Linked DNA regions of Mus musculus: regions 1 and 2 are each linked to region 3. Evidence: chromatin loops called from intact Hi-C (ENCODE). Cell type or tissue: heart. All regions are shown on one strand. Each heading gives the region's core, and the rest is flanking DNA. Links, peaks and the distances in the headings are about the cores only.

Region 1 (9,951 bases), core at 1,921-6,920, 290 kb before region 3:
CATTCTTGTCCTTGGCCAAAAGCCAAACATATCTTGGGTTCTGTACTGGCCACAGGCCAGAAATACCAGAAGTGTTTGGGGACTCTAGTTTGTGGTCTAGCCTCTTGTTATCTTTCTTTTCCTTTTACACAGCTGTCCAGAAGCTGTGTGAGTGTGACCACAACTCCAGTGGAAACACGAATCCCCTTGAAGAACTTTGGAACTGGATATCTAGGTTTTCATAGTGGAAAGGGGATAGATAGATAGATAGATAGATAGATAGATAAATAGATGATAGATGTTGTCTGGTTGATTATGCTATTAATCTTTGAACCTTATGTACTCAATTGCTGTCTTAATTTTATCTCTTTTAATCTGATGGTCCTGCTGCAATGTAATTCCTTGATCACCCTCTAATGCTTAAAAGTCAGCAAAAGTAAAGACCCTAAACCAGTGGTTCTCAACCAATGGGGGGCAACCTCTTTGGAGTAGGACTCTTTTTTTTCCCCATTTTTTGGTTGTTTGGTTGGTTGGGTGGGTGGGTGGGTGGGTGGTTGGGTTTTTTTATTTTTTTATTTTTTAGAGACAGGGTTTCTCTGTATAGCCCTAGCTGTCCTGGAACTCACTCTGTAGACCAGGATGGCCTTGAACTCAGAAATCCACCTGTCTCTGCCTCCCAAGTGCTGGGATTAAAGGTGTACACCATCACTGCTCAGCTATAGTAGGCCTCTTTCATAGGGGTCAAATGGCCTTTTCACGGGGTTCACCTAAGACCTCCAGAAAACACAGATTTTTTTTATATTCATAGTGTTATATTCATAACACTAGAAAAAGCATAGCTATAAAGTAGCAAGAAAAATCACTTTATGATTGGAGAGTGAGCAAAATATTAAAGGTTAGCAGTATTAGAAAAGTTGAGAACCACAGCTCCTAAGCCCTTCCGTCTCCCAATTTCCGCCCATCTCTGAAGTGGTTTGGTGGGGAAGAGTATTTTAGGAATTAGCAGATTAGCAGACTTAGAAGCCATTGAAGATAGACCATGCTCTCATGCTGCTCTAGAACCCACCTCTCATTTCCTTGGTAACAACAGAGAGGGAAGACTCACAATTGTCCCTTCTTAGGATTTAAAATACCATACAAAAAGATAAAGGTGTTGGAGCTTTGTTGAGGCCCATTAAGGGAAAAGCTACTTCCTTCTATTAAAAAAAAATGGATTCTGAGTTGTCTCTGCTCCAAAGACTAGAACATACTATTCCATTGCCTCCTCCCTTAAAGGTTACTCTGGAGAGTTCTGTCAATCACCTAGCCAACAGGAGAACTCATTCACCTGGAGACAAGCTCCGGAAACGGGAGGAATAATTAACCTCCGCAATGATAGTTCCCAGAAGCCCCTCCTTTGATGCTTACAGAGCTTCTGTCATGCAGCATTGCTAAACCACACTGCCTTTCTGAGCTCTAACTAAAAGGAAGCACAACTTTTCATTTTCATTCTTTCTCTCTCTCTTCTGGGTACTGGCCAAAAGCCTAAGAATGCTCTAACATGCTGGATTTCCTGGACCGGAACTCAAAAGATAAAACACTCAGCTTTTTGAAACTCCCTCTACCTGGAAGCTGCCAAGATTTACAGGTTGCCTGATCTGTTGTTTTGCTTTCAAATGTTAGTAAAATGGCCCTTGAGCTTCCTTTTGAGTCCATTTGAAATTATTTAAACAAGATTAAAAACCCACAAAAGGAAACCACAGAACCAGCATGATGGCTCAGTGAGTAAGCGAGCTTGCCACTCATAGAAAGAACTCATATAAAGGTGAGAGTAGAAAACCAACCCCACAAAGTTGTCATCACCTCCATATATGTGACATGCCATGCAGGCAATCACATGCATCAAGCACACAGATGATGATGATAATGATACGAAAGGAAATCCCAGAAGATAGAAGTATTAAGAAACGCCATCTTTAATGCCTGTCCCAGCAATGGAAATCACGAATTCACAGCAGTTATACCTACTACTGGCTCTGGGTCCACACAAGTTGAGCCTTCCTAACAGCCAGCTATGGAAGGGGAAGAGACTCATAAGTCCCTATTTCCTACAGCAGATCTCTTAGCAACTAACAGATTCTGGGAGGGGGGCATAGAATCCAGTACTATATACAGTGGTAAGCCCATCATACTCTGATGGTTAGTTCCAAAGCCTGGGTCACACAAACAGCCCAGTTAAACTCTGTGGGACACAAAACAAAAACTAGGAAATATGGGAAAGAGATTTGTAAGGAAAGAAGAGATGGCAGAGATGGGAAGAAGGCGGGAACAAGTGACTAGAATGCAATATATATATATACATATATATATGGGAAATTATCAAAGAACAAAACTTATTAATAAAAACTAATTTAAAATGGGAACTGAAAATTTCTTGGTGACAGTACTACAACTTGAACCTCGAATTTAAAATCCAACCAAATTATAAATCAAGTTGAGTATGAAAGATTATTTTCTAAAACTTAAAGATACAAGGAACATCTATTCTTTCCGAGTATGTAACTTAAAGATGTACTCTTACAAAACCAGGGTAAATACCAGAAAGGAAAATATCCAGGGAATTAAAAAATGCAGACTTAACTCATATTTCCAGTGAGAAAAACAAAATTTCATGGTGACAGCTGTGAGGCGGGCTTGGAAAGCAACCAGAAAGAATGCAGCCTAAGAATTAAATACATTGGAGTCAGGAATGGCGGGCGGTTCAGGCTCACAAGCACAGCCCTCAGGAGACGGAGGGAAGAAGACTGCCTTGGCTACATAGTGAGTTTCTGGCCAGCCCACAGTCCAGTGAAACCCCCTCTCAAAAACAGATGAAGAAAAAGGAGTGAAATACATATCAACCAATGGATATGCTGAGGAGAACATGAGAAACATATACAAGGCCTAAGACTGAGCTCTTAGAGCAGCAAAAAAAGAGCACGCACACACACACACACACACACACACACACATCTCCAGAAAACATTGATGATTCATCTACAAAAGGCAATCCAAAGCTTCGGTTAAAAAGAAGCAAACAAGCAGAAAGAAGCCTTTAATCCCAGCACCTGAGAGGCAGAGACAGGTGGATGTCTCCAAGTTTGATGCCAGCCTGGTCTACAGACTGAGTTCCAAGACAGCCATGGCTACACAGAGAAACACTGTCTCGAAAAACGAACAACAACAACAACAAAAAAACCCAACCCCCACCCCCCCAAAAAAACCCAAAGCAGACAAACAATATCTCCCTTTCCTCCAGATTAGTTTTTGCAGTAGATGGTGCTTAAGACAGGTCCACAATTGGTCATGCTGCAGAGAACTAGAGGCTGCAAAGTGCTCAGTCCTAATGAGAGACAGTGCCATCACACCTATACCACCACCACCAAAGTTCAGGGATCAAAGCAGAAGCCGGAGCAAGGTGGTGGCTGCACACGCCTTCATTCCTAGCACTCAGGAGGCAGAGGCAGGAGGATCTCAATGGGTTCAAGGCCAGCCTGGTCTACAGAGCCAGTTCAGGGGACGACCAGTACTGTTCCAAGAAACCTTGTCTTGAAAAACAAACAAACATACAAAACAGAAGGCAGGTCAGAAAGACTGTAAGAGTTAGAGACATGCCATGAAATAGTGTTTTCTGGACATAGCAGGCTGGTTGCATACATGCAACTCACTGTGGCTATGACAGCAAGCCAATCAAAATTCCAGCATGGCTAGACAGGGGATTTATAAGGCCTCACCCCTAGCTGAGGAGCTATTGGTAGCTGATGGCTGCTGGGGTAGGGAGAATCAAGTTTTTTTCAAGGATATGGTTTCAGATCATATGAACGGTATATGGGCTCAGGACCTGGTAGAGAGGAGCTGGGAGAACTGGAGGGTGGATTTGGTCACAACAGACGGTAGACATGTATGAAATTCTCAAATAACAAAATGAAGATGAAATGAACGTGAGAGCAAGAGGGAGACTGGTTGCAAGAATAATTCCTGAAACATCAGAAAATAAAAACTATACAGACGTGTCTAAAATATAAAGTGAAATTTCTTCTTTTTCAGTGATATTTTGCCTGCATGTATGAGGGTGTGCTACGTACTTGCAGTACTCACAATGACCAGGAGAGGGCCGTCTGGTTCCCTAGAACTGAGTTACATAGAAATGGGTTACACAGCCATCTCTTCAGAAATGAGCCTGGTTTCCAGCTCCTACTTTTTTGTCGGGGGAGCAAGAGGCTGGAACTTGCTACTGAACGAGAATAGATTTGAACTCACAAAGATCCACCTGCCTCTGCCTCCTGACTACTGGAATTAAAGTCCCACCAGGTCCGGTTCTACTTTATTTTTTTTTTAAGATGGGTTCTTGCTATGCAGCCCAGACTGGCCTAGAACTTGCTATGTAGCTGAGAATGACCTTTAACTTCTGACCCTCCAGCTTCCCACTACTAAGTGTTGAGATTGCAATTATGTGCTATAATGTGCAGGGGTTTGGTTTGGGGGAGAAGTTTTGTTTTTAGTTTTTTTTTTTTTTTGGTTTTTTGTTTTGTTTTGTTTTTTGATATCATGTAGCCTAGGATCGCCTTAAACTCACGGTGTAACTGAAGATAACAAACTTCTGATCCTCCTGCCTCTAACTCACAACTGCTAGGATTATAAGCATGAGCTACTACACATGGCTTTAAATGTGTGCAAAACTTATAATAGTTCAATTAAAATTAATTGATAGGAAGGTTCTGGACAGGTTGTGGTGGTGGCATAATTTTAAAAAAATATTCTCACTCCTGAGTAGCTTAATAAAAACAGAAAACAAGTTAGGCACAGTGGTGCACACCTGTAACCGCAGCACTCCAGAGACAGAGACAGAAGCATCAGGAGTTTGAGGCTAGCCTGGGTTCCATAAAGAGAACCCTATCTGAAACATGTAAGAACCAAAACCTTAAGTCTGCTAGAGAAAACCCCCAAGCCCATGGACAATAAGTGTCACAAAGCTAGGCAAGAAGATTCTTAAATCCAAATATGTGGACGGGTGCAGACTACCAACAGCTGTAAAGCAGTTGTGAAATGAGCCCTGTGTGAAAGGAAGCAATGAGCAGGTGACAAAGCAAAGTGGCTGGTACGGAGGGGTGAGACCTAAGTGTCCCCCAAAACTCCGTGTCCGCAGCAGTGTGGGCCCCACAAGCTCTCCACACTAATCAGCCAGAAGCAAAAGACACTGCCAGAAACAGAATCCAGATTCAGCAATACAGTAAAAAGCAAAAAGGACCATGGGACAGGAGAGCTAGATCCAGGTCTCTGAGAAAGGAAGTCACATTTTGGGGAATTACACAAAAGCAACAGAAGAGGGAGCTAGAAGCCACGAAAATGGAAAACCTACTGGGATCCTAGCCTCCACCCTTCTAACCGTTTTTTTTTGTTTTTTGTTTTCTTTTCTTTTCTTTTTCAAAAAAAGATGCAATGGCAGGAGCCTCTAATTCTGGCACTCAGCAGACCGAGGCAAGCCTGGGCTGCATAAGAAAATCCTGTCTCAAAAGATCAAAATACATAAGCATAAATTCATAAAGTCACGTGCAAATGAGCAATAGCTTTTACTAGAAGCCAGTGAGGACGATTCGCAATGACAATTGACAGCAAAGCGGAAGCACATGCTTATGAGCCATGAACATTATAGCCTGCCATCTCAACGCAAGTTCAAAGTAGACAAAGAAAAGGAGAGAAGATGCAGAAGAAGTCAGGGTCTGAACAACTAAAGCACAGGGTAATGAGGTCCAGGAAAGAATCGAAAATAAGAGAGACTAGAACTAAGCAGTACCCCGGAGCTCTTGTCTCTAGCTGCATATGTATCAAAAGATGGCCTAGTCGGCCATCACTGCAAAGAGAGGCCCATTGGACTTGCAAACTTTATATGCCCCAGTACAGGGGAACGCCAGGGCCAAAAAGGGGGAGTGGGTGGGTAGGGGAGTGGGGGGGGGGTATGGGGGACTTTTGGTATAGCATTGGAAATGCAAATGAGCTAAATACCTAATAAAAAATGGAAAAAAAAAAAGAAATGAGTTCTAAGGCAGAAAGAGCAAATGAACTCAAGATATAAAAGAGAAGATAAGGGGGCTGGTGAGATGGCTCAGTGGGTAAGAGCACCCGACTGCTCTTCCAAAGGTCCAAAGTTCAAATCCCAGCAACCACATGGTGGCTCACAACCACCCGTAATGAGATCTGATGCTCTCTTCTGGTGTATCTGAAGACAACTACAGTGTACTTTCATATAATAAATAAATAAATCTTTAAAAAAAAAAAAAAAAAAAAAGAGAAGATAAGAAGAGGGGACCTGCATAGAACCAAAACGAGAAGAATGAAGTGATAAAAAGGAAAGCAAGCAAAGAATATCTCAGCACTTGAAAAACTGAGACCATGTCTCAAGTCCTACTCCCCACCCCCCGAAAGAGAAAAAAGAAAAATACAGAGAGAAGAAAATAAAAACAAGAAAATAAAACAAAATAAACCATGTATAGAATAACAAATACCATGTTTTGTTTGTGGATCCTACAACCCTTTATGGAGAATACACATGCATATTTATATATATATATTTCTCTGTGTTTGTGTTATGTGTGTGTATGTGTGTCTTTGTGTCTGTGTGTATATGTATAGTCCTTGCACAAGAGCAGGATAGAGACTAGAGGAACAGAGAAAATCAGTGGGAAGGGGAAAAGCAGGGAGTCTAAGAGGAGGAAGCAAAAGCTAGTAAAACACCCATAAAGGTGAGAACAGAGATGGGGTGGTGGCTCATGCTTGCAATTCCAGCACTTGGGAGGCTGAGGCTGAAGGTTCAACACACGTTTGAGGCCAGCCTGGATGATATGGTGAGTTTCAGGACAATCTGAGCAATAAAATAATCATGACTCAAACAAATAAAATTAAAAGGTTAAAAAGGCTACAAGAAAGCTTCCCTGAGGGCTGGTGAGATGGCCCAGCAGTTAAGAGCACTGACTGCTCTTCCGGAGGTCATGAGTTCAAATCCCAGCAACTACAAGGTGGCTCACATAGATCTGTAATCTATGGGCCAGAGCAAAAGGCAAAAGGGAAAAGGGAAGGGGGGGGTTGGAGAGAAAGCTTTTCTGAAATAACTTGGAACAACAACTTAAAACAACATATTTTAAAAGCAGCTATAAAGAAATGACCAATACTGATATAAAGCAAAAGTATTCCACTTCGTTTTTATTTTATTGTATTTTTTTTTGGTTTTTGAGACAGGGTTTCTCTGTGTAGTCCTGGCTGTCCTGGAACTCGGTCTGTAACCCAGGCAGGCCTAGAACTCATAGAGACTCCCCTGCCCCTGCCTAAAGTATTAGATTTTTAGTACGAGATTTCCTACTGGTGGAGGGGAACACATGAAAGACAAACATCCAGTTACCAGATGTGTTGACAATGATATTTTATACTGGAAGAAACACTCTGGCTACAAATAAAAATTATTACTTTTTAAAAACCTCTGTGTCGGGCTGGAGAGGTGGCTCAGCGGTTAAGAGAGCTGACTGCTCTTCTGAAGGTCCTGAGTTCAAATCCCACAACCACATGGTCCTGAGTTCAAATCCCAGCAAAACAGCATTTTCATGAGATATAGGGAAAAAAAACAACATAACCCAAGCAGTCAAATTTCTGACTTGGATTCTCAGGATCTGTTGGTAGTTAATGGTTGCTTCTGTGATGTCATTCATAATAAAGTAAATAACCACACCCATGCTAACACAAGCAACCCCAATTAACCTCAGTGGGTCACAAACACTAAACAAAAGTCATGAACATAGAGGGGAACTCAACGGTTAGAAGAAAGGGTTCAGTGGGAAGGGGTGGGAGGGATAACGGGGGATGAAAATGACCCAATACATTACATACATGCTTGAAATTATCAAAGAATACAGAAAATGACTGACTGTGGTTGTTGGGATTTGAACTCAGGACCTTCAGAAAAGCAGTCAGCTCTCTTAACCACTGAGCCATCTCTCCAGCCCGACACAGAGGTTTTTAAAAAGTAACAATTTTTATTTGTAGCCAGAGTGTTATGAGCTGAATTGCATCCTCTCACCAAACAAAAGTTCCCATGTTGAAGACCTAGGCCCTGGTACTTGAGAATGGGTGACTATCTGAAGGCAAAGCCCTTCCCTCTGACTGCAGTCCCTAAGAGGCAGTCAGCAGCAGGTGAAGCTCGGTCCTGCAGCACTAGACAGGCATTTGCTCAGTCAAAGGCTACATTCCCAGTATTGTCAAAACAAATTTTAAAAGAGGTGATTTGTTCACATAAAGACACCAAAGGCATGTCATGGCAGCATACAGTTGAAATTTCAAGGCTAGCCTGAGCTACACAACAATGTCCAGTCTCTAACAATAAATAGTCAAAAGATAGCAGGGGAAAGGCTGTGTCGTGAATGACCAAGGCAGCCTCTGTCAACCAAGGATAGATGCCTCAGAGGAATCAAAGCTGCCAACACCTGACCTTGGGCCTCTACCTTCCAGGACTGTGAAATATATTTCTGCTGTTTATGACACCCCGTCTCTGGTGCAGTTTTTTTAATGACATCCTGAGTCTCCAAACTTGTCAACCTACATTCACTCTATTCTTGTGGCTCCCTTCCTAACAAGCTGCTACAGAACAGACTCTAGAAAAATAAAAACAGCTGGAAAAAACATCCACAAAAGGACGGTTTGTGTCCATTCGATAAACTAAATAAATAAATGCACATAGATCCATGTATAATTGCGGTTCAATGACAATTGTCAGTATGAAAATGCAGTTTATAATAATGCCAATGGAGTACTGGAGCAGAGAGGGTGCAAACAGGTTCTCTGTTTTCACCATCCTGTTAGCAGTGGAAGCATTAATATTCCGCTCAGAGACAGTTGTGTATGGCATGGCATATAAAGCTAGTGCATAAAAATATGATAATTTAAGCCTATTATCTCCTGTACTTGTGGGTTCTCAAGGATGAAAGAAAGGAGATTCAGAGGTGAGACAGCTAAGAAAACCCCTGAAGACAGGACTTTGAAAAAACAACACATCAGTATCTCCTGTCCAGTTTTTCCTTAAAAGGTTTGAAACGCTGATGAACTCAGTACCTGTGAGTATTGCTGCTAGCATCCAGACCTTGTGGCCTTGAGATACCATTTCCTACAAAAAAAGAAACCAGGCCTTTTTAGAGAAGTGATTTCAGGTCTATGCCAGGAAATGTATAAAATGGGCCTGAAGCATCAATTTGGTTCAATTTCTGAGTTTGTGGAGACTTTTTTTTTAGTTGCTGACATTTTAAAAATAGGAATAAAACAAATAACTGCTTTAAAAAATTTAATGAGAAAAAGCAAACATTTACATTGCTTTCCCTTAACAAACTATACCATTGGCCAACCAAATAATAGGAGAGGAGATGTTTTTCTTTATCCTAGAAAACAGACGAAGAATAATAGAATCCAAATGTCACCATTCTACAACCCTTAATAAATAAATGGATCTAGGCTTTAAGCAACAAATGGCTACTAATACCACAGAGAGACAATAAACATCATGTGCCTTCTGCCAAGAGAGAACAAATATCACCTGAGCTTGATCTCAAAGCCATGCAAAGAACCAATTACACAAAGCTGTCCCCTGACCTCCACAAGTGCCACGTGACCTGTATGCTCACATATATGCATCATGTACACACACAATAATAAATAATAAATAATAAATTTTAAAAAATATTTAACCTGTCTACAAATTGAGTTCCAGGACAGCCAGGGCTATACAGAGAAACCCTGTCTTGAAAAACCAAAAAAAAAAAAAAAAAATTAAAGAAGGGGCTGGAGAGATGGCTCAGTGGTTAAGAGCACTGACTGCTCTTCCAGAGGTCCTGAGTTCAATTCCCAGAAACCTCTTGGTGGCTCACAGTCATCTGTAATGGGATCTGATGCTCTCTTCTGGTGTATCTGAAAACAGCTACA
Region 2 (9,951 bases), core at 2,223-7,222, 84 kb before region 3:
CTGAGTTAAGGAAGATGGTACTCTTTCCACCACAGTCTCCAATCCTAGGGATTCTTCAACCTTGTTTCTGTCATAACCCATCCCAGGCTTAGACTTGAAGGCTCTTCTGTTTGTTTATAAATTCTGGAACAGCTCTCAGTTTATACTCTAAACTAAAGAAGGCAGTTCTCAACCTTCCAAAAGCTGCAACTCTTTAATGCAGTTCCTCATATTATGGTGACCCTCAACCACAGACTTATTTTTGTTACTATTTCATAGCTGTAATTTTGCTACTGAATTGTAATGTAAATATCTGCGTTTTCTGATGGTCTTAGGCAACCTCTGTGAAATGGCTGTTTGATCCCACAAAGGGGTCAAGACCCACAGGTTAAGGACTGCAGATATTGATGAGATTATTGATGGAGAGGGTACATAATTGCAGAGGGAAATGAAAATAGCAGAAAGAACAAAAAAGAGAGAGAGAGAGAGCCATCTTTACGGTGTTTTGATTCCTAGAAAGCTGCTTTTTTATTTGCATAGGCTCCAACTCTTCCCTGGTTCCCACAAAACGGGGGTCCATGAGTAAAGGCCCTTTAACCATACTCGCCAAGATGTGGACAAGTCCCTTTTTATCTTTCAGTTAAGATACTTTTCAAGCCTGGTGTGGTGGCACATACCTTAAATCCCATCACTCAGGAGGCTGAGACAGGCTGCTCTCTGTGAGAGGCCAACCTGGTTTACAAAGTGAATTCCAGGACATTGAGAGCTGTGCAATAAAGAAAACCATGTCTCAAAAAATGTTTCTTTTGGTTTTTCAAGACAGGCTTTCTCTGTGTAGCCCTAGCTGTCCTAGAACCCTCTGTAGACCATGCTGGCTTGGAACTCAAGAGATCCACCTGCTTCTGCCCCCACCCCTCAGTACTGGGATTAAAGGCGTACGCAGGCGCAGCTCAAAAAGACCCCCCCTTCCCTTTTGAGATAGGGTATCTCCATATTGCCCAGGGTTTCCTGGAAATATGTGGACCAGACTAGCCTCAAACTCACCAAGATCCTCCTGCCTCAGCTTCCTGAGTGCCGAGATTAAAGGTATGGGCTACCAAGCTTGGCAAGGGAACAAGAAAACTTCCCAAGTAATGTTTGTGGGTCACCTCATAAACAACAACACATTTTACACAGATTGACATATTTTATCTTGTAAATTGTAAAGTTTTAAGATTTCTGATCCTGAATTTACATTGAACCTATTCAAGGAACTTAATCAAATCAACTTTTCCAAACTAGAGAGGGCTCAGGCATTGGACCTCACTCACTACCTGGAGCTAAGCCTGGCATGGACCTTTAGGGATTAAGAGTGGTGGGCAGTGAGCAGGGTGTGGTGGCGCACGCCTTTGATCCCAGCACTTGGGAGGCAGAGGCAGGAGAATTTCTGAGTTCGAGGCCAGCCTGGTCTACAGAGTGAGTTCCAGGACAGCCAGGGCTACACGGAGAAACATTGTCTCGAAAAACCAAAAAAAAAAAGGTGGTGGGCAGAATCGGCCTCCCTTCCTGGTCTCCCAAGCCTGTCAAGACCCGGGTGGGTGCTTTTATTTTGTCAAGTGCTGCCCTCCTGTAGTTCCTCCAACCACTCTAGCCCAGGCTTCGTCCACCCCTTTTCAGGCTTGCAGAGGGGGAAAAAAGCCCAGGGAAGACCCCGCCCTTTCCCAGAGCTGTACGATGTGTTTAGAATATGGCTGATAACTAAGACAAATGTGCTTGCGAACTGGAAAAAAAACAACTTGGAATCCTGACAGCTTTCTGAAAATCCGGCCCCATGATGGCCGTCCCTACTCTTTCTTAGCTAGTCTTTCGTTTTAGTGCTCAAAAGTGGCCATGTGACCTTGACGGCAAACGCCATCTTCCTGCCAGGGGGCCCTGCGCGCGTCCGTAGCCTTGGCCGCCGCCAGCGCCCAAGCTTTTCGGATCTCAGCAGCTTTAGACCGCCTCCCAAGACCCCTTTTCCGGTCTGCGAGGCCTGAGAGACTCTCAGATCATTGGTGGAGAAAGTATGATTGACACCATCCCTGTCTAATGACTGGCTACCTCTTTTCCCGGCTCTGATGACTAGTTCCGCTTCCTTTCCCCGAGTCTTTTTGATGACTCATCCCTCTGTCTGCGCTGCGCAAAGTGGCCTTTCCCGGCCCCGCCCCTGCTGCCCGCCACCCTCCGCCCCCGCCAAAGAGAAGGAGCTTCGGGAATTTTATCTGAAGGCGCGCGCGCGCCCGCGCGCCCCCCTTCTCCGCCCCGCCCCCCGCCGCCGCCGCCAGCGTGCGCGCGTGCGTGTGTGTGTGCGTGTGCCTGTATGTGTGTGTGTGTGTGTGTGTGCCTATGTGTGTGTGTGTGCCTATGTGTGTGTGTGTGTGTGTGTGTACTTGAAGCTAAAACACTTATTTCCGCACAGGAAGGAGTCTCATTTCCATATAAGGAGCTTAACCCCTCACTGTCCTTTGAGGTTTCTGTCTTACTTGTTGGAGGCCGGGGAAGGAAAAATGATTGGGAGGGGGACTGCCTCGGCTTCCACTTCAGCCCCAGATCACAGGGGGCTGCCTTTGCTCCAGCTGCCAGCCACTCTGAGGGAGGAGCCTGGAAAGGTGGAGTTAGGTGGAGGCTTTCGGATCATTCTGTAGGTCTCTGGGGACATACGTGTCAATCATATAGGACAACCTTAACAAAGATTGTAATCCTAAAGAGGAATCCAGCCTTCGGTAGATAATGGAGAAAACAGAGAGCCCAGGCAGAGCGAAGAAGCTGCTGGATTCAGATGAAAGGATGGATGTCTACCTGAGCCAGGGGCCCTATGTCATCCATGCTCCTGCGTGCCCTTACAGCATGTTTTCCCCGACTGGGTTAAATGAAGCCAGAAGCTGTGTAAAGGGAGCTGGCTACACTTGTCTCCTTTAGGCTGCTTCCTGTAGTCTCGTTTTGCTTCTTCATGCTCAGACATCACTTCTCCGCCAAGTTTCTTATCCCACAGGTAAAGCTGCCTGAAAGTAGCAGTGTAGCCTAGGGTTTCATAGGCTCTGTGTGCAGTAAACACCCATAAGCCTGAGTATTGCATCAAAGAATGGAGATTTCCGAACCACATACACTGAGGTGTGGTGGTTAGGAGGGGGCTGAGTTTTTATCTTCCATCTCTAGTTCTCCCTGTAGAGGTCCCCTGGCTGAATCCCACCCACCGTTCATTTGCATTGTCCAGGCTCGACCCTCTACCTTCTGCATGGAATAGCCAAGGAACAGGAAAGAGGCAACATGTGTTTTGCCCATGCTGGGGTAAAGGGTCAGTGCAGACACAAATCCTCCTTGGCTTTTGTTTCCGATTTTGACCATTTCAAGAATCAGCACACGAATGGTGGAAATTTAGACTTTTCCCATTGCGCTGATAGGCTGTGTGATCCTCTGCCGGGATGCTGGGCTGTGGTATAATCCCCCTGGCAACTGGAATATTCTACTAGGAGACGTGTACCCTTGCCTAATGCTATCAACTGCTTCCAGTTTCTCCTCTTTATTATAAAGCGTTTCTCCACTCACTGCCTTGCCTTTGTTAATTTACCCACGGTACCTGCTCTGATGGTCAAAGACAACCAGGGCTGAGTGACACTGAAGATGTAGAAGGTTAACACATGATGGATAAGAGAATGGGGAGCAGGCAAGTGTGAAAAACAGGCAGTCACAATGTTTTATACTGTCCACATATCTGGGAGTAGCGCTAGTGGGGAGGGGCGGTAATCACAGTAAGTATAATGATTGTGGTACTTGTCAGTCTTAGATGTTTCTAGGCAGATTGGGAACTGCAAGGCCATTGGCTTTCAACTGTAAGAATTCCTAGAGGATGTTGCATTTGTTTTAAATATTTACTAATTTGTGTGTATGCTCACATGCATGCGTGTGTGTATGTGTGTGTGTGTGCGTGCATGCATGCCATTGCACAGATGTGGAGGTCAGAGGACACCTTTAGAGAGTTCGAGTTCTTTCCTTTTACCATGAGTCTCTAAGGGAAAGAACGAAAGTTGTCAGGCTTGGTGAAAAGTGCCTTTAGATACTGAGCCTACTTGTTTTCCAAGATGTGATATTTAAGAAATAGCCCAACAGAAGCTGGAAGGTGGGTTGTTAATTAAAAGCACAATCTTGCCAGGCATGGTGGCGCACGCCTTTAATCCCAGCACTTGGGAGGCAGAGGCAGGTGGATTTCTCTGATGCCCTCTTCTGGCCTCTTCAGGTACTGCATGCACATGGTACACAGGCATACATGCAAGCAAAACACCAATTCACACAAAAATTTTAAAGGGGATGGTGGTGAAAAGATCATCAATTAACAGCACTTGTTTTTACAGAGGACTTGGATTCAGTTGTCAGCACCCACACGGTCCTCCAAATCTCGAGCCTCAGGAGCTCCAGCACCTTCCGAATTAGGAGGGCACCTGGAGTGCTCCTGCTGCCCAGATGTACCTGTGAACAAAACACTCACACACATGAATAAATCTTAATTTTTAAATGTTTAATTAGTGTATTTAATGTATATGAGTGCTCTACCTGCATGTAAACATGCGTGCCAGAGAGGGCATCGGACCCCATTACAGATGGTTGTGAGCCTCCATGTGGTTGCTGAGAATTGAACTCAGGAACTCTGGAAGAGCAGACAGGGCTCTTAACTGCTTAGCCATCTCTCCAGCCCATAATATTTATTTATTTATTTATTTATGGTTTTTCGAGACAGGGTTTCTTCTCTGTATAGCCCTGGCTGTCCTGGAACTCACTTTGTAGACCAGGCTGGCCTTGAACTCAGAAATCCACCTGCCTCTGCCTCCCGAGTGCTAGGATTAAAGGCGTGTGCCACCACACCCGGCTCCATAATTTTTTTTTTAAGAGCAAAATGAAAAGAAAAAGTAGGCCAACAAAGTGACCTTAAGGGTTTGCAACCTAAGGTGCAAGTGGGACAGCAGGAATTGTTATTTCTTCTCCTCCACCTTTCTAACACACATTGGATGAACGGCAATCCTGTCTTCAATACTGGAAATGTAGAAATTGTAGTCACAGGATATGTTTTATGTGCCAGGTACTGTGTTATGTGCCTTAAGGAAAAAGCCTTGCCTTATGCTGATTCAATTTACAACGTTTTGGATAATCCAATGGGAAGAAATCAATAAAAAATGATAGAAATTTTGACTTTTCCTAGTCTACTGATGGGCTGTGGGGTCCTGTCAGGATGCTGGGCTGTGGTATAATCACCTTGGCAGCTGGAATATCCGACTAAGAGACTTATGCCCCTGTCTTCTGCTACCAGACTATTTAAACAATGGACAGCAAAGAGTCAAAATTTCCCAGTAATCTTTCCCATGCTAGGAGAAGGGGAAACGTGAAGTCCTGATGGCAGCCAAAGGAGGAACTTGTTTACCAGGAAAATATTCCGTATAGTTCTGGAAATTTATCAGACCATCTTGTTGAATAGACTGAGTCAAACCACACCTTCAAAGGGCTACTTAAGTATACATACATGTCTCTTGCCCTTCATTGAAATTTGAATTTCATGTTAGCACCCCAGAAAATGGCCTTGGGGGGGGGTCATTGGATCCTTTATTTGTTTCACTTCTCAAAGTGATCCCATTGAATAAATCTCTTTTCTCAGCTTTCTCTAACACTTGTCTCTGGTTGGTGAGACAAGCAGCTAAGTGTACGTAGCTTGTTGAGATTGCCAGAGGTGCAGCAGCTTTTCCCTAAGAACTCCTGTTTACAGTGGAAGTGAGCCCAGCTCCTAATCAGCTGAAGGTTCGTGATCCTCAGGGAGAACATTAGGATTCCGTAGTATATTGAACTATGATGTTTGATAGGTTCAGTATATTAAAGAACCTTTCAACCTAGGATATTTCCAACTTATGAGGTTGGATTGGAGCTTCTGACCCTTCCACATCTGCTCTGAGTGTTGGGTTTACAGGGCTGTGTCACCATGCTTCCTATGTGTCACTCAGTTCCCATGGTGGAGCTAGTGGTGTAGTTCAGTAGATAGCAGTTGCCTAGCATGTGTGAGGCCCTGGGTTCAATCCTCAGCACCACAAAAAAATTACAGTGATCTTCTCATGGTATATTATTACCATTATTATTGGTTTTTTTCATGACAAGGTTTCTCTGTGTAACTGAGTACTGGTTGTCCTGGAATTTAGTGAGCACTTTGTAGACCAGGCTGTAGGCTCACAGAGATCCAAGTGTCTCTGATGGCATAGGTATTGTTATGCTGCTCCCCCCCTTTTTTGATACAGGGTTTCTCTGTGTAGCGCTGGCTATCCTGGAATTTGCTCTGTAGACCAGGCTGGCCTCAAGTTCATAGAGATCTGCTGGCCTCTGCCTCCCAAGCTCTGGGACTGAAGGTGTGCCCACCACAGCCATCTTATCCCTCTTATTTAAAAATGTATATTTAAGCCGGGCGTGGTGGCACACGCCTTTGATCCCAGCACTCGGGAGGCAGAGGCACGTGGATTTCTGAGTTCGAGGCCAGCCTGGTCTACAGAGTAAGTTCCAGGACAGCCAGGGCTATACAGAGAAACCCTGTCTCAAAAAGCCAAAAAAAAGTATATTTATTTTGTTATTTTTATGTGTCTGTTTCTGTGTGTATGCTGCCTATGCATGCATTCCTTGTAGAAGCCAGAAGAGAACATTAGGTCCCCTAGAGCTAGAGTGGTTGTGAGCCCTCTGAAGTGAGTGCTGAGCCATCTCTCCAGCCCTATCCTGTCCATTTTCTAGATAATAAAGCTGTGATTCAAAGGGATAAAGTGACCTGCTCCAAGATCATTAGAGTAGTTGTAAGCAGAAGAGTTGGAACTTGAACATTGGAAGTCACAAAGTATAGCCTATGGTGGTGGTTTGTATATGCTTGGCCCAGAGAGTGGCACTATTAGGAGGTGTGGCCTTGTTGGAGTAGGTGTGTCACTGTGGGCATGGGCTTTAAGACCCTCATCCTAACTGCCTGGAAGTCAGTATTCTGCTAGCAGCCTTCAGATGAAAATGTAGAACTCTCAGCTCCTCCTGCACCATGCCTGCCTGGATGCTAATGGACTGAACCTCTGAACCTGCAAGCCAGCCCCAATTAAATGTTGTCCTTATAAGAGTTGCCTTGGCCATGGTGTCTGCTCCCAGCAGTAAAACCCTAACTAAAACACTTACGAATTTAATTAGAATGCTCTTCTCAGTCTTCTAGTTGGGAAGTTATAGAAATAGGACTCATCCTGTAAGAAGAGAAAGCAGAGCAGGGGGAGTTAGAAATTGAAGAGCACAGGGTAGAGCGGAAGATCCCAGAAGTAGCAGCAGAGCCCCTGGCTGTCTTTTGAGCAGTCAGGTAGAACAAACATGTGGGTGTGCAGAATGCCCAGAGGGAGCCCAGACAGGCAGGTGGGGTGGTTGGCAGCCACAGTGTCTGGCAGCCAGTGACAGAGGCCCTGCCATAGGGTCTGGGCTTCTAGAACAGGATGTCAAAAGGTCTAGCAAGAACTAGAGGGAACATTATTCCTATAAAGACAGAGGTGCTTCACAGGACACCAAGGTAGGACTCGAACTGGGAATATCAGACTAGGTGCTTAAGGTAGGGGCTTTTATCCAGTAGAAAAGAAATAGCCCAATTATTAGAGCTAAGGACCAGCTCCATTGATTAACCTTTCTTACTACTGATTTTTTTTTTCAGTAAATTGTTGGCACTTATGTTCCTAATGCTGTGCCAGGAACTGGGCCAAGGCACATTCCAATAGAGGGGTAGAACCTGTAAAGCAGGCATGTGCAATGCTGTGTGGGAAGTTCTCACGTAGAGGTGCAGACTGATGGGGTGGGGTAGGGAGGCTCACTGTTGAGAGAGTTTAAAAAGGGAGTTTATTGATCACTAATTGGAGGCCATCCTGGAATACATGGTAAGAGCCTGTCTCAGAAAACATATGTGATGGGTGGTGAGATGGCTTGGTAGGTAAAAGTACTTGCATCAACCCAGAGGACTTGAGTTCTATCCCCAGGACCCACCACATGGTAGAAGGAGAAAACCAACTCTGGCTCTGACACCTCTCTCTCTCTCTCTCTCTCTCTCTCTCTCTCTCTCTCTCTCTCTCTCTCTCTCTCTCATACACACACACACACACACACTAAATGTAAGAAAAGAAAGAAGCAGAGAGCTGGGTTGATTAGGAGCACTTGCTGTTCTTTCAGAGGACTCAGCTTTGCTTCCCAGCACTCTCGATGGTCAGTAATTCTAAACTCAGGGGATCTCACGCCCTCTTCTGGCTTTATTGGGAACAGCCCGATGCATACACATAAAGAAAAGAAACTGAAAAAGAAAACATTACACCAACTTGGGTACCTGTGTGTGTTCGTGTACTGTTCTGTTCTGTCCTAGGACTTTAAATAAGAGACAGTTGTCTACACTCAAAGTGTGCAAAAACAATGGCCAAAGTGAACAAAAATTTGAAACAGTAGTATTCCCTCCCCATTTGATGCTGAGTCAACAGTTCATACTGGAAAATTGTATTTGAGAGGGAGCAGTGGGGCACTCGAGTCTGAAGCAGCTCAGAGGTCTGGATATGAAAGGCTTTTGTGGGTGCTGTTGAAGATCTTCGGGTTTTCCCCAAAGTAAAGCCACGTGTAGTCTCTATATTAGTGAGTGATTGGTTTGCCTCTTGGCATTTTAGGAAGACCACATTGGAAACATTATCCAGCATCACTGGAAACAAGTAAGTCTCTCAGGATGTTAGTCCAATTGTGTGAGTAAGGAGTGGGGGGTGGGATGGGGAGGAGGGAAGCTAGCTCAGTGGTTAAGAGCACTGGCTGCTCTCCCCGAGGAACCTGGTTCAATTGCCAGCATCCATATGGTGATTCACAACTGCCTGTAATTCCAGTTTCAGAATCTGTCTCCCTTCTCTGACATCCATAGGTACTGAATGCACATAACACACAGACGGATATGCACAGGGAGTAAGACATGCACCCGTGCACATGCACACACAACCTAAATACATAAATAAAAACAACTAAAGGAAGCTTGAGCTAAGATTCTGACAAGTGAAAATTTATTTAGGAAAATGTTTCTGAGTGACAATGAATATAACATGATGATTGTTGTCAATGATCAAGAAAGGGGTTATTAATAATTTGAAAGATTTTTTTCTTTGAGAAACTACTAATATTATGACATCTTTCACAAAGAGATTAAGGACTCTAGAATGTGAAGCAGGTTTTCTACTGGGAGGTAAGGAGGCAATTTGTGCTGTGTGGATTTGGAAATGCCCAGAGTGTGGTACTATCCCTAAGTGCTGAGGGGGACCCTCACTTAGTGATCTCTGGGGTTTGAAAACTCACACGCCAACCTTTTTTCATGCCACCAAGATGCTATTCATCCATGCACAGAATTTTTGTTGTTGTTGTTTTTTGAGACAGGGTTTCTCTGTATAGCCCTGGCTGTCCTGGAACTCACTTTGTAGACCAGGCTGGCCTCAAACTCAGAAATCCGCCTGCCTCTGCCTCCTGAGTGCTGGGATTAAAGGCGTGTGCCACCATGCCTGGCTCGCACAGAATTTTTGAAATTTTAACAATTAATCTCAGAAACCCATAGAAAGAACTGGATTGTGTACTTTGTAATACAAACATTTTATGGCGTCGATTAAATACCTTTGGAGCCACACTACTGGACTCCAATGGAGAAGCTGATGGGTTCCTAAAATTACTAAGGCAAGACAAAGCAGGAGAAATTACATGTAGCTTGGTGGCAGAGGGCTTGGCTAGCACACACAAGACCTTGAGTTTAGTAACCAGCACCATAGGACCAAAAAATGATGTGGGACTCAATGTACAATGAAGGTTTTGTTTGGATGACAGCTGCTGAATCTAAGGAACTCCTGTCATTTCTCAGTTACTCACATGCACCCATAGCCTGTGCATTACATTTTGATGAACATAGATGGAACATTTTCACTT
Region 3 (9,951 bases), core at 3,123-8,122:
AAAATCTTGCTTGTACAGCAGTACACAGCCTAGAAAGGAGAGAACAGGCAAGAGAGCCCAGAGACAGAGTTACTCATCGGTGTTAGACCCAGTCTTTCCAAAGTGCAACATCTGAAACCTCCTCAAAAGAGTCCTACACCTAAAGCTTTAGCATAAATGTGGTAGAGCATCCTGACGAGGGCCTACTTTGCATCCTTGCTCCTTGCTCTGCTCTCTTCCCTGGTCATAGGAGACGACAGGGCCTCCCTCGGTGCCTAGCTCGCTCCCTTACCTTCACTGCAGAAGCTTTTCTCTACCCCACTGAATCGAAGCTTCTCGTGCAGGAGCTTTTCCTGCCGGCAGTGCTCACACTGGGATACCACACCCCGAAGCCGCTTGAAGTCCTCACAGCAATCACGGCAGCAGAACTGGAAGACCTGGTCCTGAGGTGGAAACACAGGGCACGGAGGGCAGAGCTACCACATCTGCACCTGACAGGCACAACTTGAGACTTCTTCAAACATGTGGCAAGATGTAGGTGGGGCGGGGGGGGGGGATCTTACCTGCCACTCCAAGACCTCAGGCTTGCCACTGAAGAGGCTATGGCAGTAGTGACAGCTCAGGTGAATGCCCCCCTCAGGGCTAGTATGCTGGAGGGAAGGAAGACAGATAAGGGGGCAAGATGTGTGCACTGCTGGAGGAGAGGGGGGGTCGGGCTTGCTCTTTGCTCTACCCAGGCCTACCTATCCCAGTTCTCCTACCCTTTCCCTGTTGCCACTCCCTTTATCCCTGGTCCAGGGCCTGGAGTACCTGGAACTTGGTCCAGCAGCTGGGGCTGCAGAACTGGTAGACTGTGCGATCAACTTTGTTGTAGTAACAAGGGTCAGAGAGGCTGCGGCGGCAGAAGCTGCAGGGTCGGGGAGGGCCTGGGGCATAGAAAGAAAGAGAGAAAGAGAGAGAAAAGAGGAAGAGAGAGCACATAGAAGGTGTAAGGTAGGGCAGAGATGGAATAGAAAGTCCATGGGAAGATGTGGCTGGGGCCGAGGTTGGGCAGCAGAAATTACTCTACAAGAGGGAAATATGGGAAGCAGAAGGAAGGCCAGCAGGGATCTCAGAGAAGAGGGCTTTGCACCTACCAGTGAGCCCTGCCTGCTTCACTTTGTAAGAAGTGGTACAGCACAGGGAACAGAACAAGCTGGTCTTGCCATTACGATCCACATGTGATAGCATCTCAAAGTTCTTACACAGGGTCTTGCACCAGACACATGGGTACACACGTGTGTTTTTCTGTGAGGATGGGGAAGGAGAGGCTGAGGCTGGGTTTGTCCCTTCACTTTTATTTTTAAAATTTTTTAAACATGAAATAGTTCAGGCATACAAAAAAGTATAATGATGATATAACAAAGACCTGTGTGTCCACCAGCCAGCTTCAAAAATAAAACATAACAGATACAATTGAAACCCCCTTTATTTGTTTTATTTTTCCCAGCCCTCGACCCTTCAGGCACCTTTATTTATCACCCAAGAACCACACCCCCTTCCATAGCCCTCTAATGCACTACTCCCTCGGCCCCACCTTCTTGTATGCCCCCAAGCACGTTGTGTTGCAAAACCGCTTTTGTTGACCATCATGAAACAGGAGCTCTGGGCCAAGGCCCCCAGGCCTGGCATAGATGTAAGCCCCACACTGGTCACAACAGTTGGTTTTCAGTCCCTTGTTGGCTCGGAATTTGGAGAAGCAAGAATCGCTGCAGAGTCGGTGTACCACGCTGCCATTGCTGACCTCATGAAGAACCTGCCACACATATATATACACACCCTGAGCTGAGGCCAGGCCACCACCGCCCACCCCAATCAATGCAAGGACCGGACTCCCACCTCACCCTAGACCTTTACAGCAGACAATGGGCCTAGGACCCCCCAACCTGTGCTTCAGGCTGTAGACTTGATGACGAGATCCTGGGAGGTAAGGAGGTTAGCTGCATACATCTGGGAGAAGCTCTAGCCTTGAATTTACTCCCTCACATTAGCTACCTTTTCCTCCCAAATCCCTTTCTCCCAGGGTTCAGCCCCTGCAGCTCAAGAACTAGAGGGGCGGGTGGGTCAGAGCCAGCAGGCTCCTAAGTTAGCCTGTGGTGAGTACCCTCACCTCTCCAGTCTTCTGGCATATGCTGCAGCGAGTGGCATCGGCAGGATCCCCAGACTGGGGGATTGGACGCTGCTGCTGGGCCTCATAGAGAGAGAGACAGACAGATGTGCAGAACTCATGGAAGGAGCCTCCTGGACCAGTCTGTACCACAACTGAGTCCTTGGTGTTCCAGATCTCCCTGGAGGTGGGAATAGGTTTCAGTAATCCAGGATCACCCTCTTATTCCAGCAGTAACCCCTGCACTCCCTAGGATGCCTACTGATGACCACAGACTCAAATACTCTAACCACTTCCTTAAAATTAACCCTATCATCTCCATCCTGCTTGGTTTTGCCAACATAATCTCTCTCACCCATAACTCCCTCCCCTAGTCCCTGCCCCCGCCCACCCTAAGATCTGAACGCACTTCTTGCAGAAGGTACAGGTCTTTCTGCCCAAGGGCTTCTTGGAGTAAGTAGTGAGACAAGATGAAGAACAGAAGAGCTGAGGCAACCCCTTGCGCTGATAGGCCGTCTGCCCCTTCTGCAGTGGTGTCCGGCAATGTGCACAAGACATCTTGGTGCCCATTGAAGAGCGCCCAGCCCTTTGTGCCATACTTGAGCGCAGGGACATGCGAGGAGAGCGCCGGGGCCGGAATGGCACAAAGTCCTCATCATTGGGGTCATCTACCATGGCATCAGAATCCTCATCTGACACTGGAACTGTGGGAGTAGGCGGGGCAGTGAGAAAAGACCACCAGAGCAGATCTCCAGCCATTTGATGGTCAGATCCATAGTAAGTTCAAATACTGATCCTGGGATCTCTGGTACTCCCCTCTTGTTCTGGCCCTTAGACTTCCTCTCCCATTACACTGGATCTTAAGCTACTCATGGTTTTTCTACAATATTCAGGAGAGGAAGGGAGGTTCTAAGAGAGAAGACTGGGGACAGGGACAGTATAGTTGAAACTTACTATTCTTACTGTTCTTCTTTTCAATTTTCCCCCACTACCATTTGGTTCCCATGCCAACCCACAGCAGAGACAGGCACTTCTCTTTCTGCAGAGAGGAACTACAGGGGCCAGAAGACCCATGCCCTGTCCTAATCCCACCTTCAAGCTCTTCTGTGCACCTGGAATTCCCAGGTCCCGCTTCCTCCAATCCTACTTACTGCTCTCAGTGGAGTCCACAACCTCAGGCTTTGGAGGTTCTGCTCTTCTAACGCGCTCGCTTCTCTTCTGTACCTTGGAAAGAGGGGCGGGGGGTTGGGGGGGAAAGCTGACACTAGTGGCAGGCTAACTGGAGTTCGAGGTTTGGGGTGGGGACAGGAGATGGAAGGTGAGGTGAGAGACTTGGGACCCTTGGCCCAGCCCTAAAGAGAAGGTGAAAATGGGGAGCTGGACTTCATTCTAAGAATCAGTAAACACGGGAGTTCCTCCCTTCTCTGACTCTGACAGCACCCCCCCAACATCTGGGAGGAAAATGAGGGTTCTCTCCTTCTTAGAGCTATAGGGGGAACTAGACTCTTTCCAATCCCCTCCCCCCTCACCCTCTCAGGCGGCTTCTCAATCTCCTTCCCAGTCAGGCCATCTCCTGCAAAGGAAGCAAGAAGGTAGCCTAAGTCTTGAGCCTGTCCAGGGCCGTCCAGGGCCGGCCCCCACCTCCATTCCTGGGGAACAATTTACTCCAAACTGAATGGGAAAACTTGAGTGCCTGTGGCTTCTAACCCTTTCAGGGTTACCTCAGACTTGGTACTATGGTGAAAATGGGGAGGGTATGTGTGCAGCTATTCTCCATGAGATAAAACGTATTCTCTTACCCCTCCAATCATTTCTGTCCCACTGTGCATGAAGAATTTATATTTTACCAACAAAAACAAATGTAACCACTTAAAAGGAGCAAGAAGGGGAAAGCCCATCAATGTATGGGTAGGTCCCTCTGGACTTTGGTGAGATATAAGATATATCAGTTTACCTATCTGAAGACCCTTATCACAGGCTAGAGGAGATATAGCACTAGGTAGATTCAGGGAGAAACTAGAGCTTCAAGTCTAGATCGCCCCTCCCCTATCAGAGATGCAATCCTAGATCCTGCCTCTCTACCATTACCCTGAAATCGGTATGCTGTTAGGGGGCTTCAGAGAGGAGTTACCATCCATCAATCCCAGAAACTCCACTCCTATTTAGAATCAAACAGCTGGAAAAATCATAGAGCCTAGAAGCCTGCTATTTTCCTTCAAACCCTGAAGGAAGGACCCTGGTACTGGAAACCCATTGGGGCTATGAGAAAGGGAACCTCTGCCATCCAATCCATTCCCTCACACTACCCCATTTATCCTGCGCAGCCCCTCCATGCCTCCCACCCCTGTTTTCCACAATCTTCACCACACCCCACTCCTCCTTCAGCACACAGAGCCCTGCTCTAATCTTCCCAGCCTCCTGTCCCCTCCTCCTCCACTTCTCAAAGCACAGAGCCAGCCCTCCTGACCACCACCCTTTCTTTCCCCAGGCCCCTCCAAACGGTTAGGTGACCTACCTGGCAACGAAGGATGTGCAGTAGGGGTACATACCCCAGGTTTGCTCTGAGAACTGTTGATGCCATCCCCCAGAGTCTCTCCCACTGAAGGGCTAGGGGGTGCATTGGGGCTCTGTGGCTGCCCTTGGGTATGCTCCTCCTCCTGCCCAGGGGAGCCCCTTCTCCTTGTAGCTAAGGGGGGTATCTCCTCTTCAATATGAGGAGACTCCAGGATTATTGGAGAATCTGGAGCCAAAGGTTCTAGTAGCCCCTCAGGTGAAGGGGGACTAGCCCCAGCCCCTGGATCAGGTGGCATCACCTCAGGGGTTTGACACCCTGGTCCAGGCTCTAGGGTCTGCTCCCCCGAATCCCATGCAAGGGTTCCCTCAGGACCATGGTCCACCTCTGGGGGAGAAGGGGCTTTATAGAGTAGCCCCCCCAGCCCCAGTAGCTCAGTGGCTCCATCCAGAACTCCTCCAGGGTCCTTCTCCAGGCCAGAAGGGGTATCAAGCAGGTCCAGGGCTCCAGAGGATGGAGACGGACCTGGGGGAGCCCATCCTCGACTTGGGGCAGTCTGAGATTCCAGCAGATCCTCTCCAAATTCCATGTCTACTGGAAGGTCTCCAGCCAGGGGCTTCTCTGGCAGGGTCAATGGGTCAAATGGACTGGGGAAATCACTGGGGTCCATGGCTGGGTATGGGCTGCAGATCGGAAGAGGGGGCAGTAGAGGTGGTCTTAGCCTGAATTTCTTATGTCGGCTGTGGGACACACCCCGTCCGTCATCCACTTGGATTTCTCATTAGCAGCCGCCCCCCACAGCCGATAGGCATTTCCACAGGCTTCAGGCTCAATGTCCACTCCCCCCCCAATACAGCGCCCTCTGTGGGGAGTGGCGTTCCCTGCCCTGGCCCCGTGCCCACACTCGCCAGGCAGTTGGTCTCTAACCCGCCCGACACCCCCCACGGAGACTCGTAGCTCCTTCCTCCCTACCTCTCACACACCCCCCACCTCAGACTCAACGCCCCCTCACATTTTCCCGTGCCTGCCGCAGCCAGAAACCTTTCCCGCTCCGGCGACCTCAGCCCCTGGTCCCTTCTCACTCCCCCCCAAAAGCCCCCCAGGTCTCCAGTCTCTCCCCATCCTCTCCAGCCCCAGCGCCCCTCCCCGCGGAGCCCGTCCTCTCTCAGCCCTTCCCCGCCCCCACAAACTGCTCTTCCTAACCGTCTCCCCCCCACTCGGTTACCTTTCAGGGTGGACCACTTCCTCAGCCCCGTCCCCCCTTTCCTACTGCACCCCTAGTCCTTCCCTTCTCCTGTTGCCCACCCCCCACCTCAGGCATTTACAGGAAGACATTTTGGAGCTACGATTCCTGCTCAAACCCCCCTCCCGGCTACTGCGAGATCCCGCCTGCAGGTTCGGTTCGGCTTGAACAGACCCGACCCCTACCTGAGGCAGGGTTAGAGTAACCGCTACAAGCCTAGAACTGCAGACAGCAACGGCCCCGCGCTCCTTCTCCACCTCCCTCCCTAGCAGCCGGGACAGGGGTCGCGGCCCCTTTAAATGGCAGCGCCGCTTGCAGCGCTGAGCGCTCTGCACCAGGCAGGCGGGCGGTGCCAGCGACCAATCCCATTGGCTGGCTGGAGGAGGGGGCTCGCGAGACAGCGCCGGCCCCCGGCGCGAGACTCCCAGCCCAGTGGCCGCCTGGAAATTGCGGAGTGGAGTGCCGTCACTGGGGATGGAGCGTGAGCCCCCGCCCGGGGCCCCGTTAGTTGAGGAAAAGATAGCCTCTGGAGCTTTGGAGCCCGCCCCCGGGGAAGGCGGCGCCCCCTCTCCACCGAAGGGCCTAGTACACTAAATACACAAAAAAAGGAAGAAAAACCCCACATCTACGCACCTGCTTTCCTTACCTGGCTCAAGAGCCTGGCCCCGTCACACCCGTGCCCGCCCTATCTCCAGAGCCCACTCTACCCGTGATCCCCTCCTCTCATTCAAATGGTTCCCGGTCCCCTCCCCCTCCCCGTGGCTCTCCGCTTCCCACTCGTGTTCCCCCCAGCGTCCCCCCTCAGCACTCCCTACCTACGCCATGCAGCAGACGCCTGCCAAGATTACCCTCCCCCATCCCCACCTCTCCGGGGCCCGGCCCCCCGGGCGACTGTTGGGGTAGTGACAGCGGAGAATGGGGGAGGCAAAGACCCAACCCTCAAGTGCCCCTCCTCCCCTTGTCTGCAACCTCAGCCCCCACTTCCAACCTGTCTAAGAGTCGTAGTTATGGGGTGTCTTAAGCTTACCCTTGCCAGTTAAATGGTTCTGGCTTAGTGACAACGCCTATGCAGTAACGGTTACTGCCTGGTGACCCCCCCCCCCAAAGCAGGTTCTGCAAGGCTACACCCCCGTCTCCCTCCATGGCCTTCGGTTAAGTTCTGGGATCATTGCACTGAATCCTCCTGTAGGAGCTTGAATTTTCTCTTGAATAGTTTTGGTCATCAGAAGCCCCCCACCCACCCATCCACTTGCACACACACACACAGACACACACAAACACTGTCCTTCCCTTTTCCCTCTTTTTCTGTTCTTGTAGGTCTCTCCCTCACAGTCTCTTTGCGTCTCTGCCTCCTGAGAGCACTCAAACACAGCCTCCAGGGATCGTACTAGATGGTGGGCGTGGCTGTGATTAAGGCTTGAGAAGTAGGGTAGGGGTAGGGGTCACTAATACTAGGTCTACTGCCTTAAAAGAATAGGTGGCAGTGTTCATTCTCAGGCCTCATGACAGAACACTTCACAATCCCTCTCTCCACATTCCCAGGATAGTTCTAAGGGCTGCACAGCACTTACCGGACTTAGATACTAGAAACTCAGGCAAGAAGCGTCCAGTGTTGTCCATTGCTCCTCTAATGTGCTTCTGACCTTTCCTCCTTCCCATAGAAAGCCTGCCCACCCTTGTCCTTGGGAATTTTACCCATATTTTAACAGAAGCCTTGTTTTCCCTTCCGCCTACCCCCCCTCAGCCTTGAGGTTGTCTTTGCTCTCTCCTACATCAGAGATAAATGTAATTTTTTTCCGGTGTAGATTGCCTAAACCCGGCTTTCTGTGTCTTAATCAGTATGCTCTGTAGCCATCTCCCACTTTCTGCCTCTTTCTGTTTCTACTGTTTCTTTGTATTTTCTGTTTCTTCCTGGCCCCCTGGCTGTTCTGGGGGTAGAATGTCTAATTTGGTGGCAGATCACGAATTTTCAAGTGGAGTGAAGAGCATCTAAGAGGGAGGGGTGACTTCTGCTCTGGCACGGTGGTCTGGTATTCCAGCACTTAGAAGGCTGTATCAGGATTATGACCATGAGAAAAGCCTGGGCTACATAGTGAAACACCTGTCTCAAAACCAAAAACTGGGTGTGGTGGTGTGCAGGGAACCTGAGGCGAGAGGATTCCCTGTGGTGTGAAGACAGCCTGGACTACATAGCAAGACCCTGTTTCAAAAGAACAAATGCAAACTAAAACAAAACTTCAGTCACACTAAACAACAACTAGGGGCAGTGAGACGTGCAGCAGGGAAAGGCCTTTGCTGCCAAGTCTAAGGACCCAGATAATAGGAGAGAACCTAGGCCTGCAAGTTGTCCTCTGACCAGCACACCTGTGATGTAGCATGCATGCATACACAGGCACACGAAATAATAAGTATGTTTTTTAAACTAATAACAAGGAGCACAGGATTTTACAATAGTACTATCACTCTGCATGATATTATAATGGTAGACACATTATTCAAATACAATGTAAACTACTAAGAGTAAGTGCTAATATAAACTACGGACTTTGGTTAGTAATGATACATCCCTGCCCATTCATGGATTGAAACAAATGTACCTATCTTGTCCTGGATGTTGATAATAGGCAAGGCCATGAGTGTGTGGGGACATGGATATACAGGAAAGCTCTGTCTACATAATTTTACTATGAAACTAAAACTCTATCCGCACCCACACACACCCCAAATCTTTGATTAGTTGGTTTTGGGTGAGATTTTGTTCTTTGTTTGTTTGGTTGGTGTTTTATTTCCTGTTTTGGGTATGGGTCTTAATGCCCCAGTGTGGTAGTTTTGAAGTTGCTGTGTAACTCAGGCTGGCCTAGAACCCCCTTAGTAGCCAAGGATGACTTTTAACTTTTGATCTTCTTGCTTCCACCTAGTGCTTTTTTGTTTGTTTGTTTGTTTGTTTTGCTTTTTGGAGACAGGGTTTCTCTGTGTAGCCCTGGCTGTCCTGGAACTCACTTTGTAGACCAGGTTGGCCTCGAACTCAGAAATCCGCCTGCCTCTGCCTCCCAAGTGCTGGGATTAAAGGCGTGCGCCACCACAACCGGCTCCACCTAGTGCTACAGGCTTGTGTCAGAATGCCTGTATTATGCTGGGGAACAATCCCAGGGCTTTGTGAATAGGAGGTAAGTACTTGACCAACTAAGTTACATACCTAGTCCAGCATATTATTTCTTTCTTTCTTTCTTTCTTTCTTTCTTTTTTTTTTTTTTTTTTTTGCAGTGCTGGAGCTTAAGACTGCACCTTACACATGTCCGTGCTATATAACTGAGCTGCATGCCCTCATTTTATTTGTTTTTTTCAGATTACAAACGTATAAATATGTCAGTCATGGAAACACAGGTCTGTAATCTTTGTACTTAGGGGGCTGACAGGAGATTACTGAGTTCAAGGCCAGCCTAGACTATATATTAAGAGAATTTCTCAGCCAGACCTCTTAGTATAGATGATAAACTAGGCTACTCAGGAGATTGAAACAGAAGGATGGAAAACTCAAGGCCTGTCTGGGCTATAGAGTTAAATTCAAGGCTGGTGGTAGATGCAGTTAATCCCAGTGCCTAGTGTGGGAGGGGTAGATTTCTTTGAGTTCAAGGCCAGTCTAGTATACATATTGAGTTCCAGGCCAGCCTAGGCTACATAGTGAGACCCCATCTCAAAGAAGGAGGGAACTGTTTGAAAATAAAAGACAAAAAGAGGATCAGTTCTAGAGCATAAGTTCTTGGATCAGTCCCCAGCGCTGCTGGGAGTGAAGACTCACAACATAACTAAAAGAGATAGGCGAACCCCTGAGTTCAAGACTAGCTTGGTCTGGAGGGAGTTCCATGACAGCCAGAGATACATAGAGATACATTATCTCAAAAGCCACAAAACATACACACACACACACACACACACACACACACACACACATCCAGTCCTGCAAATAAATACTGTGCCTTATCTGTCTGTGTACCTGTCTATCTGCCTATCTATCTATAAATGTTTCCTCATTCACTGTAAAGATTTTGGAAATCACAGAAAGCCTTAAGA

Evidence for each region. Peaks named below come from ENCODE experiments on the same cell type or tissue, not always from the same donor. Only the 100,000 strongest peaks of a DNase experiment are listed, where the experiment ranks them.
Region 1: it touches region 3 in a loop (4-fold over the local background); 7 of 42 quality-filtered maps call a loop at or near these places.
Region 2: it touches region 3 in a loop (6-fold over the local background); 11 of 42 quality-filtered maps call a loop at or near these places.

What each region holds. Positions count from the first base shown.
Region 1 is chrX:101,127,087-101,137,037 of GRCm38, forward strand. It overlaps a transcript of Snx12 not described here. Among named protein-coding and RNA genes, the nearest start is that of Gm24061, 9.5 kb to the right of the region's middle. In heart, for the core only: CTCF peaks have their summits at 4,099 (motif pointing right) and 5,312 (motif pointing right); no DNase peak of the experiment used is centred there.
Region 2 is chrX:101,330,584-101,340,534 of GRCm38, forward strand. It overlaps Gm31385 (a long non-coding RNA gene), which reads left to right and starts at 7,505. Exons shown (of 3, transcript XR_387011.3): 1 at 7,505-7,543; 2 at 8,670-8,711. In heart, for the core only: a CTCF peak has its summit at 4,244 (motif pointing left); no DNase peak of the experiment used is centred there; H3K4me3 peaks cover 766 bases; H3K27ac peaks cover 1,060 bases.
Region 3 is chrX:101,413,633-101,423,583 of GRCm38, forward strand. It overlaps Zmym3 (zinc finger, MYM-type 3), which reads right to left and starts at 6,590. Exons shown (of 25, transcript NM_019831.3): 1 at 6,514-6,590; 2 at 4,641-5,320; 3 at 3,655-3,698; 4 at 3,277-3,349; 5 at 2,535-2,829; 6 at 2,129-2,306; 7 at 1,556-1,774; 8 at 1,116-1,266; 9 at 790-905; 10 at 543-629; 11 at 272-422; 12 at 1-29. The coding sequence starts at 5,307. In heart, for the core only: a CTCF peak has its summit at 5,480; DNase peaks (open chromatin) are centred at 5,449 and 6,259; H3K4me3 peaks cover 2,923 bases; H3K27ac peaks cover 3,197 bases.